Linked DNA regions of Homo sapiens: region 1 is linked to region 2. A link is an interaction called in ENCODE POLR2A ChIA-PET data of the cell type or tissue named here. Cell type or tissue: MCF 10A. All regions are shown on one strand. Each heading gives the region's core, and the rest is flanking DNA. Links, peaks and the distances in the headings are about the cores only. Region 1 overlaps KCNJ6 (potassium inwardly rectifying channel subfamily J member 6). Region 2 has its middle 54 kb from the start of KCNJ6.

Evidence for each region. ChIA-PET counts read pairs that join two places held together with the same protein. Peaks named below come from ENCODE experiments on the same cell type or tissue, not always from the same donor. Only the 100,000 strongest peaks of a DNase experiment are listed, where the experiment ranks them.
Region 1: POLR2A ChIA-PET joins it to region 2 with 5 read pairs; 2 of 35 experiments call an interaction of 5 or more read pairs at or near these places.

The regions. Positions count from the first base shown.
Region 1 is chr21:37,869,465-37,874,846 of GRCh38, reverse strand. All of the region lies in intron 1 of KCNJ6 (potassium inwardly rectifying channel subfamily J member 6), which reads left to right. Among named protein-coding and RNA genes, the nearest start is that of KCNJ6, 44 kb to the left of the region's middle. In MCF 10A, for the core only: no CTCF peak of the experiment used is centred there; a DNase peak (open chromatin) is centred at 3,196.
Region 2 is chr21:37,967,793-37,973,174 of GRCh38, reverse strand. No RefSeq gene overlaps it. Among named protein-coding and RNA genes, the nearest start is that of KCNJ6, 54 kb to the right of the region's middle. In MCF 10A, for the core only: no CTCF peak of the experiment used is centred there; no DNase peak of the experiment used is centred there.

The DNA of each region.
Region 1 (5,382 bases), core at 294-5,293, 98 kb after region 2:
GAGGTGGAGCCGTGCTTGGATTGTGAATGTGTTTAAAGGGCTTTCTAAGAGATCGAATGTGAACTGTCACAGAAAAGGGACAGACATAGTGACTCTAAGGTTGAGGCCTGAGCAAATGGAAGAAGGCATTGTCACCCTCCCATCATTCCTCCCAGTGTTCATCAGAGAGCCCTGAGGACAGCTGAGTGTAGGCGTGGGTGTGGCTGAGTGGGACAGTGAATAATTTGTTCATCTTTCTATCCTTAGACCCTACAGAGTGGGTTCATCAGAAAGACTTTTGAATGCATAAATACTTATAATTTGGGATAAATTAAATGACATTAAATCCAGACTAGTATCAAAGTTCAGTTTTGGTCAGGTGAATTTTGAGATATTTATTAGACATCCAAATGGAGAAGTCAAGCTGTCAGTCTGTTATATGAGTCTGGAGTTCAAGGGCTGGAGATAATAAATCTGGCCACTGGGTATTGAAAATGAGAATGAGGATAGAGAAGAGAACATGTCCTAGTGAGCCCTGGGGCATCCCAAATAGTGAGAAACCAGCAAAGAAAAGGAAAAAGAAAAGAGGAGTTGGTGAGAGACCAAGTGAAAGTGACGTTTCAAGGGGGAGGGATGATCAGGTGTGGCCTGCGGCTGATGGGCCAGCAAGACAGGCCTCCTCCCCCAGTGATGACATCCATTGGGCTGGGTGCTACTGCGGGCCCAGACAGGAGCAGCTTCCAGGGAGCAGGGAAGGGAGAGGGTGAACCCCTGATTAGGATGAGTTTAAGAGAGATGGAGGCAGAGGAAATGGGAAAAGCAAGTATGGCCGAGTTTTCTAAGGAGTTCTGCTGTGAAAGTGAGCAGAGAAATGGAGATAGAAGTTGAAGAGGGAGTGGAGATAAGACGCAGTTTTCTTTGCAGGGTGGAGTGGTAACAGCTGATGGGAAGGACTGGAAAAATGCTGAGGAATGAGGTAAATGCTGAGCAATGCTGTCCAGTAGAGGGCAAAAGGGAGGGATAAAAGGTACAAGTGGAAGCGTGGATAGATGTGATCTGGTAGTTTGTGGATGTTCCCTTGTAATGGTGACAGATTTCTTGGTGAAGGTGGAAGCTGTGTCTTCAGCTAAGAGTGAGGATGGGGAGAAGATGCTGGAGGTTTAAGAAGAGAGAACAGGGAGAGTGAGAAAGTCAATAATTTGCTCATATTTCTATTTCTAGTCCTACATAGTGGGTTCTAAAAAAGGCTTTTCAGTGCAGAAACACTTATAGATTAGGGTCAATGAAAAGACACCAAGCCTAGACGAGTATGCACACTGCTAGCAATGCTCAGCTAGTTGTGGTTGGTGTGTTTAGAGAGCTGGTTTAAGAGATCAGGTCAATGGACGGTTAGGTACACTGACTGCACTAGTCTGCCTGGCCTCAATCCAGTTATCCCCATTGGCCACCAGTGATGAGATCTTTGGAAAAGTTATTCACCTGGTTTAGTCTCAGTTTTCTCCTCTGTAAACTAACACCAATAATGGTATCTGCCCATAGAGTCACTGTGAGGATTTACTGCAAGGATTCGCGTAACGTGCTTGGCATGTGGTAAGCTGGAATCAATGACAGCCATCGTCGGCAGTCTCAGTGTTATGATATTAATAAGAAACGACTGCAGCGCATGCATGGCTGGGATGGTGATGTTGTGCTGGGTGAGCCTGGCAAGTAATGATTAGTCGTCACTGTGTTCCAGAGTCTCACCTTCAGCCCAGCAGGAGAAACAGCTAGGCTTTGTCAAGGGCCTTGACATTATTAGTCTGTTCTCAACGTTGCTATGAAGAAATACCTGAGACTGGGTAATTTATAAAGGAATGAGGTATAATTGACTGACAGTTCCACATGGCTGGGGAGGCCTCAGGAAACTTACAATCATGGTGGAAGGCACCTCTTCACAGTTCGGCAAGAGAGAGAATGAGTGACAGCAGGGGAAATGTCAGATGCTCATAAAACCAGCAGATCTCATAAGAACACACTATCATGAGAACAGCATGGGGGAAACTGACCCCATGGTTCAATTACCTCCGACCAGTTCCCTCCCATGACATGTGAGGATTATGGGGATTACAATTCAAGATGAGATTCGGGTGGGGACACAGTCAAACCATATCAGGCCTATAGAGAGTATTGATCTTGGAGGCGCAGATTCACATGAACTAAACTCACAGAAGACTGATACATAAACCACAAAGCCAACTTAGGAAACATCACTATTGGGAGAAAAATTGATTGAGGGAGCAAAGTTATGATCAGAAGGTTGGGCAAAGAGCCTTGGGAGTGCAGTTAGGTGAAGCAAATGAGTGTTATTAAGCCATGATCATCAGTCACCTATTCCTCCTGTAGGCTGCACCTCCTGGGTGCACTGAAAACTTCCTGTTGGTGGCCAAGGTGCCCCATTCCCTAACTAATGCCGGTGACACAGAGGAAGCCTTGCCCTTTGACTTTGTAAGATCCAGACTCCAGGCAACTGATTTGCTTAGGTTTGCCCACATATTATTTCTAGGCATGTTATTAGTTATGGCTTCTTGAACATCAGGCAGCCTTGATTAGACTTCTAGGTCTGGGGTGTGCTACTCCATCCTGATAGATATACTCATTCTTGATGACTCCTTCAGATGTCATTTCACACGTTAGTTAATGAATTAACCAGGTAAGCTCCCTGAGGACAGCCTTGTTTTTCTGCCTTGCCCTGTGTTGATGGACCAGAGTAGCTCTTAGGACATCCGTGCCCCATACCTCTTCACTTTGATTTGTGTGCTTACATTTGTTTGTTTAATAACCAACCTTCTCCCACAATCCCCGTCAAAAAAAAACTGAACTGTATTTTCCTGGGAAATTTGCTTCTCATTTGAAAATACACACATTTAACTTATGAAAAATCAAATCCATATGTTTCTGAGTTATTTATTCTAAACCCATCAAAACATTTTAACAGCTGCCTAATGTCCAAGAATCATTTTGTTTCTTAACAGGTTTTTAAAAAGCTTTTCGTTAAAAAATAGAAGAAAAAACAGGTGGTTATACTTTGTGAATGGGAAATAAACCACAATACCAAACTTCTGTGACTCTGGGCACATTGCATGCTGCAGCCTCACCTCTCTCCATCACTGTTTATCTAGAAGTCCACCCATCTGTCTGCCGGTTTACTCATCTGTCTGCAAGAGCACACTGTTCTTCAGGCAACTTCTTCCAGATTTGAAGAGAGAGCCATGAGTCATGTAGGAAGAATACCCCAGAGTACAAATCTTACTGTTATTCAGGAAAAAGTCTCAGAGCCCAGGGTGTGGTTGTGCCCAGATTTCTGTCCTCCTGTCAAGGGTAGAGCTGGCCTCTGCCCTCATCGGGCCCTCTTCTAGCCCTTCACCTGAACATTCTGCCAGATACGTGGGTGGGAGGTGTACAGGGTCTATATCAGCCTTGCATTTCTTGCTTCAATTCCCACCCACCTGGAACACGAAGTCCAGGTTTTGGTTTGAGCTCTGGCATTCGTCTGTGATTACGGTGCAAGGCAGAGCAGAACACCAGGATCAGAGGAGTGGACACAACACATGTTCAATGACTATCATGGCTATGATGTCATGCAAGCTATCTTCATGGCCATGGCTCCCCCCACGGTACAGGATGCAAGGTGTGCCCAATCCAACTATCCTGTCATTTGCCATGATAGTTCTCATCCACTTGAAACTGTCCCCTCCATCCATACTAAGCTCTTGTGTCAATGGCAGTCAGTGGAGCCCTCAACATCAAGAGGAGGGAATGAAAATAGGAAAAAAAAAGGTAATGAATGGGAGAGAAGAATCAGGAAAGTAAGAAAATGCATGATTGTGGCCAAAAAAAATCTGGGTAGATAGAGATAATGGTGCATCTTCCAAGACTTGGGATTGGTGTTTGAGTCTGTAAGATGCACAAAGAATTTCCCAGATCACACCACAAGGCTCACATGAGTAGTCAGGCCAAGCTACAGTTCAAAAGCAGAACCCACCGGGTGCAGAAGCTGTAGGAAGAGAATGAGCCATGATGGACGATGGCATCATCAGATCACCCTTTGATGTTAGCAAGATGACCCCCTTGAAAAGTCACTCAAAAATTTATAGACATCATCAAATATAAATGTCTGATAATAAAGGAACCAGACCATTTGGGCATACATTGTACTGTGTACAAATTTACTTTCAAATGATTTACAGTTGGTTTTAAATGCCTTCCTAAGAGCTGCTTTTGGAAACCAAAAAAAACAAAATTTTGAATTGTTCTAAGTATTTTTAATGTACTGTCTGAAATATCTCAGAATTATTCTAACAGTGCTGAAAGCAAGGCAGAGAGAGAATGTTCCATCCTGATGGACTGGCTATTTTGGATCCCAAGAGGCAATTCTGGGATGGGTTTGGGTCTTTGCCAGTTAGGTAGCTGGGCCTGTGCCAAAGAGAGAAATACTGAGCTTCAAAGAAAACAGATGCTTAAAAGGTCTGTTCCACTCCTGCGATCTCTGTTTAATGCTGGCTATTGATGGCATATTGCTTTCAGATCTTTAATTTATCTCACCAGAGATACAATGCCATGTGCCTATCTGTTTTCAGCAGGCCAGGTGGCTGGGGCCGGGGGGTGGGGGCGGGGGTGGGTGGGAAATCCTCCATGGATTGCATGCCTTCCTGGTCATTGCAACATACATGAGCATCAGAAAAGGGAAAATGTATCATCTGGCTACAGCTCCTGTCTCCCTCTTCCAGGAAATATGTTTCTATGCAAGATGCCCACTCAGAGAAGTGTGTTCTCCTTTCTCCTTCCCTTCATCCTCCCAGGGACCTGTGCCATTCTCTGCAGCAAATGCCTTGTCTTGGCCTACCCTCTGCCTGAGCTGGCCCTTTGCTTTTCACTTCCTACTATCTATAGCACCCCACCCCTTGGGTCTACCCTTGGAAGCCACTCAGTCTTTCCTTTTAGCTGCCAAGTCCTAAAGCCCAGACTTCACTACTTAGCATCTGCTAAAGGGACCACTGCCATCTGGTCAACCAATAGGCCAGTGGTAGGGGATGAGTAGGTTTTCCAGGCTGGCCTCTTAAAGGAGCCTAAATAGGATTTTGCTACCTAATTCAGATGTGTGAATGACAAAGTGGAATTAAATCATTCAAGGATAAAGACACCATGTAGCTTGAAGGGTGAGGGAGGCTACTCAGGGTTAGCTAGAACCTGTCTACTTCCTTCAAATCAGTCCATGTCATCAGCCACCTACATCGCAGGTAGAAATTGTTCCAGCTCCTGACAGGGTTTGAAATGAGCAGGTGAGCTAAACCCAAATTACACAAACATGTAAAAGCCCGAGGCAAATGTTCCTATCAGGATCCAGCTTAACCAGATCCAAGAATT
Region 2 (5,382 bases), core at 148-5,147:
ACTGATTGGTATGAAGAAGAGGTGAACACAGGTGTGATGGAACCAACGTCTTTGTTCCCACCTAATAGCTACCTGCCTTCTCTTCCAGTTTGGGAGGGTGACGTGCCAGGTCCTGATAGGAAGGCAAAAGTGGCTCACCTCAGCTGCTCTACCAAGTACCCCACAGAGGGTAAGGAGGTTTCCAAACCAAAAAGTTTTGCCCACCCATAGTTTTTGGTTAAACCTCATGAAACTGCCAAAATTTAAATTTCTTGACTTAGAAAAATGGTAATTCTGTGGGGTTCAATCTAATAATAACTGCTATTTATTGAGCACTATGCTAAAAGCTTGCTTGTATTATCACATTTAATCCTCAAAACAGTCGTAAGTGTTAGCAACAGACATTGTTATCTTTCTTACAAATAAGGGATTGAGGCACAGAGAACTTAGATAACTTACCCCAAATAAATCATGCAGCCAACAGTTAGCAGCCTGACTCGGGCACCCACATTAGCTGCCATCTCTCAAGAAGCATGAGGACCCCTCACTAAGCAGAGGAGAGACCAGGAGACACTAGAAAGGCCATTGGACAAAATCAGAATGACAAATGGGAATTCTCATTTTCACTACACAGAGGTGTGAGAGTCCATCCCCGCCTGTTGCAAGCTTGGCAGGGGAACAGGAGAGAGAATACCTGCAGGTGCCTTGTCAAAGGAAGATGAGAACGACGCTGTGGAGGGGAAAGGGCAAGGGCCTGCCATGTCCTGAGTGATGGGAGCTGGAGGTAGCCGCCACCATCTGTGGTCTTGACCCATATGCAGTGAAGCACAGGACCTGACAATACCAATGGGCTTTGTGGCCTGTGGACCTGGGCACTATCACCCTGCTGCTTCCTGGTGGAGAAGTCTGTGAAATGCCCGTCCATAGAGGGAGGCTGCTCAGGGAGACGCCTCTGCATTGCAGAGCACAGGGTCTCCTCTCATTTCCCTCTGGCCGCCCTCCGTGATGCCAGAATATAGCCATTGTCTGGCACAAAGCAGGTATTTAATGGAGGAACATTCTCTAGTTTAAGAAAAGTGCACTGTGGCAGCCTCTGGAACACACCTGGCAGACTCCAACTACAGAGAACACCACCCACTGAGGGCTCAAGATGTGGTGCTTTGAAATCCATCATAGCTGCATTTGCAGGAGGACTTGCATCCCCAGGGCTGCTCCCAGCGAATGACTGTTTTAGGTCACTAAGGCAGACACAGGGGCCCCCAACACCCTGAGGACCCTCCAGAGACTGCAGCAGGCAGTCCAACGTGCCTTCTCTCAGCCTCCCCTCCTTCTCTCTTGACATGGAGTCAGATTTGCATCAAGGCTTAATGGCCCTCCTGGCCTTCCCTGGTTCCCTCTTTATCTTCCCTCATGTGATAGTTTCTCCTAACAAAATGCAGGCAAGTTTAATCCCATCTCAACACATGCTTCCCGGAGGACCCTGACTAATAAATAAGCTGACATGGCATGCCAGGAGATCCTGGGCCGAATTGCCTTTATGATTCTCAAGCTTTCTAATCTTTGCTACACAAATAGTGATGGCTTCCCTCTTTCTTCGGGGAAACTGCTGTAATCAGCAAATTGTCACTGTTGTACTGAAGTGACCCTGAGATATGAGTCCTTTCCCTGGAAGGTAATTTACATGCTCTGATACACGAAAAGCATGTAACACTTCAATGATGCTTAAGGCAAAGGTGCTGAGGTTTTTCTTTAATACTACAGAGCATCTCGTAGGACAGAGAAGGCTCTGCAGTGAGCCTTCTCAAGGGATGAAATGGAACTATGAGATCGAGTTTAACACCTTAGCCCCAAGGAAGTAAAAACCAGAATCAGGACACTTCCCATTTGAAGCAACACCCACTACTGGGCAAAACCATCTACATCCACCACTCCAAACTATAGGAAGGCTACTCATATCCTATCACACCTGAAAAGTAAAGCACTCAAGTAGGGGCCTCAAATTAATGTTGCCACATCTGCTCGAGTAATACCATTTGGAGTAGAGGAGTAAGAGGCAGCAAGAAAACATTCCCAAGCTTGCCAAGAATCTTGGTATCCTAGAAATTCTACCAGTGTTTTCAACAGATTAAGCTTAAAAGTAATCGGGCATAGCCCAGAAGAAGCATGCCACTCCTCATTTTTGACCAGCACCTAGTATACTAGTCTGAGGTCACCAAACTACACATTAGCAGATATTCCCGGGTACCATGGGGTGATGGGGTGAGGATGAAAGAGGTTCCCAGTCCAGCTCACACTGAAAGACTTTTCCAAAGCTCAGGGGTGATAGCAAAATCTGGATGGTTTAAAAGTTGCTTTTCCCTGAGAGTTCTGCCAGTCCCAGGGACATAGCAACCCCATGCTGCCAGACCAAGGAAACACCCCAGGAGACAGGCACGGATCACTCTCAAATGGGGAACTATGGCAAGTGCCCAAAGCTCTTAATCAGGCTGTCAACACGTGCAAAAGAAAATGAAGAATGCTCCTCGCAATCTCTATGATGAGGTTTGGAGTAAAATTATTTGTTTCCAACACAAGCTTATGATTCAGATCATTCATAGTAATTCTGCCTGAAGCCCGTGGCATTTGTACCACTGGCCAGGACATGGTCTCATTAATATTTATTTTTTTCTAGCTGAGGCAGTGATCACATATATTTGGGATTGTTTACAGGCAGGCTCTTGCCGATGTTCTGTTTCTAAAAGCTGAATTAACAACCAGAGGAAAATGGCATTTATTCCTATTTCGAGAGCAATGACAGGGGAGGTTAGAGTCTAATAACTTCTCTGAGAGTGTTAAATTGATGTTAATAATAAAAGTGAGCCTGGACCATTAAAGCCTCACAGTTATTAACTTTTATTATGAACATTAACACTGGTAACTTTACATTTATTTTTCTAACATTCACACACACACACACCACACACACACACACACACACACACACACACACACACAACACAATATTTCAAGCAAAATGGAGAGGACAAATTTACCTAAACTCAGTCCTGTTAACCTCTTGAACTCCAAAACCCAGCCGAGGCTCCATCTAGCCTCAAGTTTCTTAATTTCCTCCACAGCTACCCTTGGTTCCTTCAATCCCTCTTCTCCTAAAACAAACAAAAGCATGTTCCTTTGTCATTAAAAAAAAAAAAAAAAAGCAAAGTAAACATGCATCACACAGGCCAGCAGCCAGAAGTTTCCAATGCTCAGTGTCTGCTGCATTCTACGCCTCTATCACACAAAACTCACCACCCTCTAGTTCTGGTTGAGTCTGTTTGTATGAGTTCTAGCCCAGCCAATAGGTGATGCCCTGGACCATCCTTGGGCCACCTTGCTTCTGGGAGTCCCAGGAAAACTCATGGAGAGCAGGTTCCCTAATGGATTCATCACACAAACTATGGCATTACTTATTCTCCTCTCAGAGCCCAAGATGGGCTTTTCAAAAACCCTGGGCCTAAGAACGTGGTACAATTATGGATATTGAAATCAAATGGATCTAGATTCCAGCCCTGCCTCTGCTCTCTATTGTGTAACTCTGGGAATATTGTTTAACCTCTCTAAGCCTCAGTTTCTCCATCTGTTAAGTGAAGATGTTACTACTACCTATCTGGCAAGGTTACTGTGAAGAATAAATGGGAGGATGGGTGTCAAGCGGTTAGCAGAATGACCAAAATAGGAATGCTGATTCTTAATAGGCATTATAGTTTTATTTTAACTCTTCTCTGCTTGAGTGCAAGGACAAAGACATTGAAGGCAAGAGGACCCACTGGGTCTCACAGCACAACACTGGAGAAAGGCCTCAGGATGAAGTGGGCCATCCCATCTACACTCACAGAAGCAAAACGGGAGCTCTCTGACCTGTGTTGTACACACACGGCCAGCTCCATGGCCTTTGTCACGTGGAAAATGAGAACTGCTATGGAAACAAAGTGTGTGCTGAGAAAAAATACAAGCAGTAATAGTAGCATAGTAGGCTGCAACAAACTATGCCCACATCAGTGACAAAATATCTACCGACAAGTTACTGTTAAAATACTACAATCCAAGAAGCTGTTGTAAGCCAACGTTTTGGAAAGGTCAGTATCTAGCTATTCAAATCATATCATTACATTCTCTAGGCCAAGAGGTAGCAAGTGGGTTTTATTACAATCAACAGGAAGGGACTGCCCAGCTTTATGCTGAGAAGGACTCTAAGGCTCAGTTAGAGTGACATCACCACTTATTGATGCCGTTCAGTTGACTGGAAGAATGGGGATGTCATGCTACAAGCACATCATCCCTTCCCTAGACAAGGCAGAAATTAAAAAACACTTACACAAACACAATATTTAGAAATATTTATCTTGATCAGAAAGGAGTTGGGTCATCCTCTTCAAATAGTATTGATAGCATAACTGTTAGAGGTGCAGAGAAGGCCTGGGAAGTTCTACGCCCACCACCCACTGAGGGTGTATGCACAACCTTGGAATCCTAGCTGCTCCTTGGGTGAACCAATTGGCTGCTGATTTTACCACCTACACTTGCACTGGTCAAGGGCACTGTTGGAAGCAGCCCCTAGCCCATCCTAGGAGCCACCTACAATGGACCACCCCAGCCCTGGAATTGGAGCTCACCGCCAGGGCCTCATCACTCACACCTTCTCCCTGGCAGTTCTCCGACCCTTTGGCTGGCGATCCCAGATGCTGCAGAGTTGAGGTAGCATCATCCCTCCTGTGAGCTGCCCCAGACTCTTGCCTGGTTCTTCCAGCTGTCTGTATTATCTGGTTCTCCATCTCAGGTTTGTCTGAAGTCTTCTTATTGTAATAACAAAAACTTACTCATAAGTTTTTTGAGTAATAAATATAAATGTAAAAAGGTTAACACAGAGTTGTCATACTTCCTTCCAGGCCAGCTATTTAGACTTGAGTTGAAATCTGACCTCCTTTTCTCACCCAGTCCCATGTCCAATACACTCAGGTGTCATCCATGTTAAGGACAACAGGAATTGGTGGGGAGAGCTGGGAGATGCAGGATGCCCTCCCAACTTCTGGCTATAGCTGATTGGCTCCTGAGCAGATATTTAGTGTCTGGAAAGTCACCCTAGCACATGGGGTGCTGGACATTCCCATCCCAGCCATTCAGTAAAGTCCTAATTGATCAGCTACCGTGCACAGTCCACAGTAAATGTGTGAGGAAGAACAGGCCAGTTTCAGAGAAGACATTCAGGAAGTCAAAAATTATGAGCAGGGCTCTGGAACATACTTTAAGTAAGGCAATGGAAAAAAAAATCAGCACTTTCAAGAAAATGATAGCTGCTAAGCCTCAAACACATTCCCAAACATAAGCCTTTGAGGTTAACATGACTGCATTGGAAAATCACTAGAT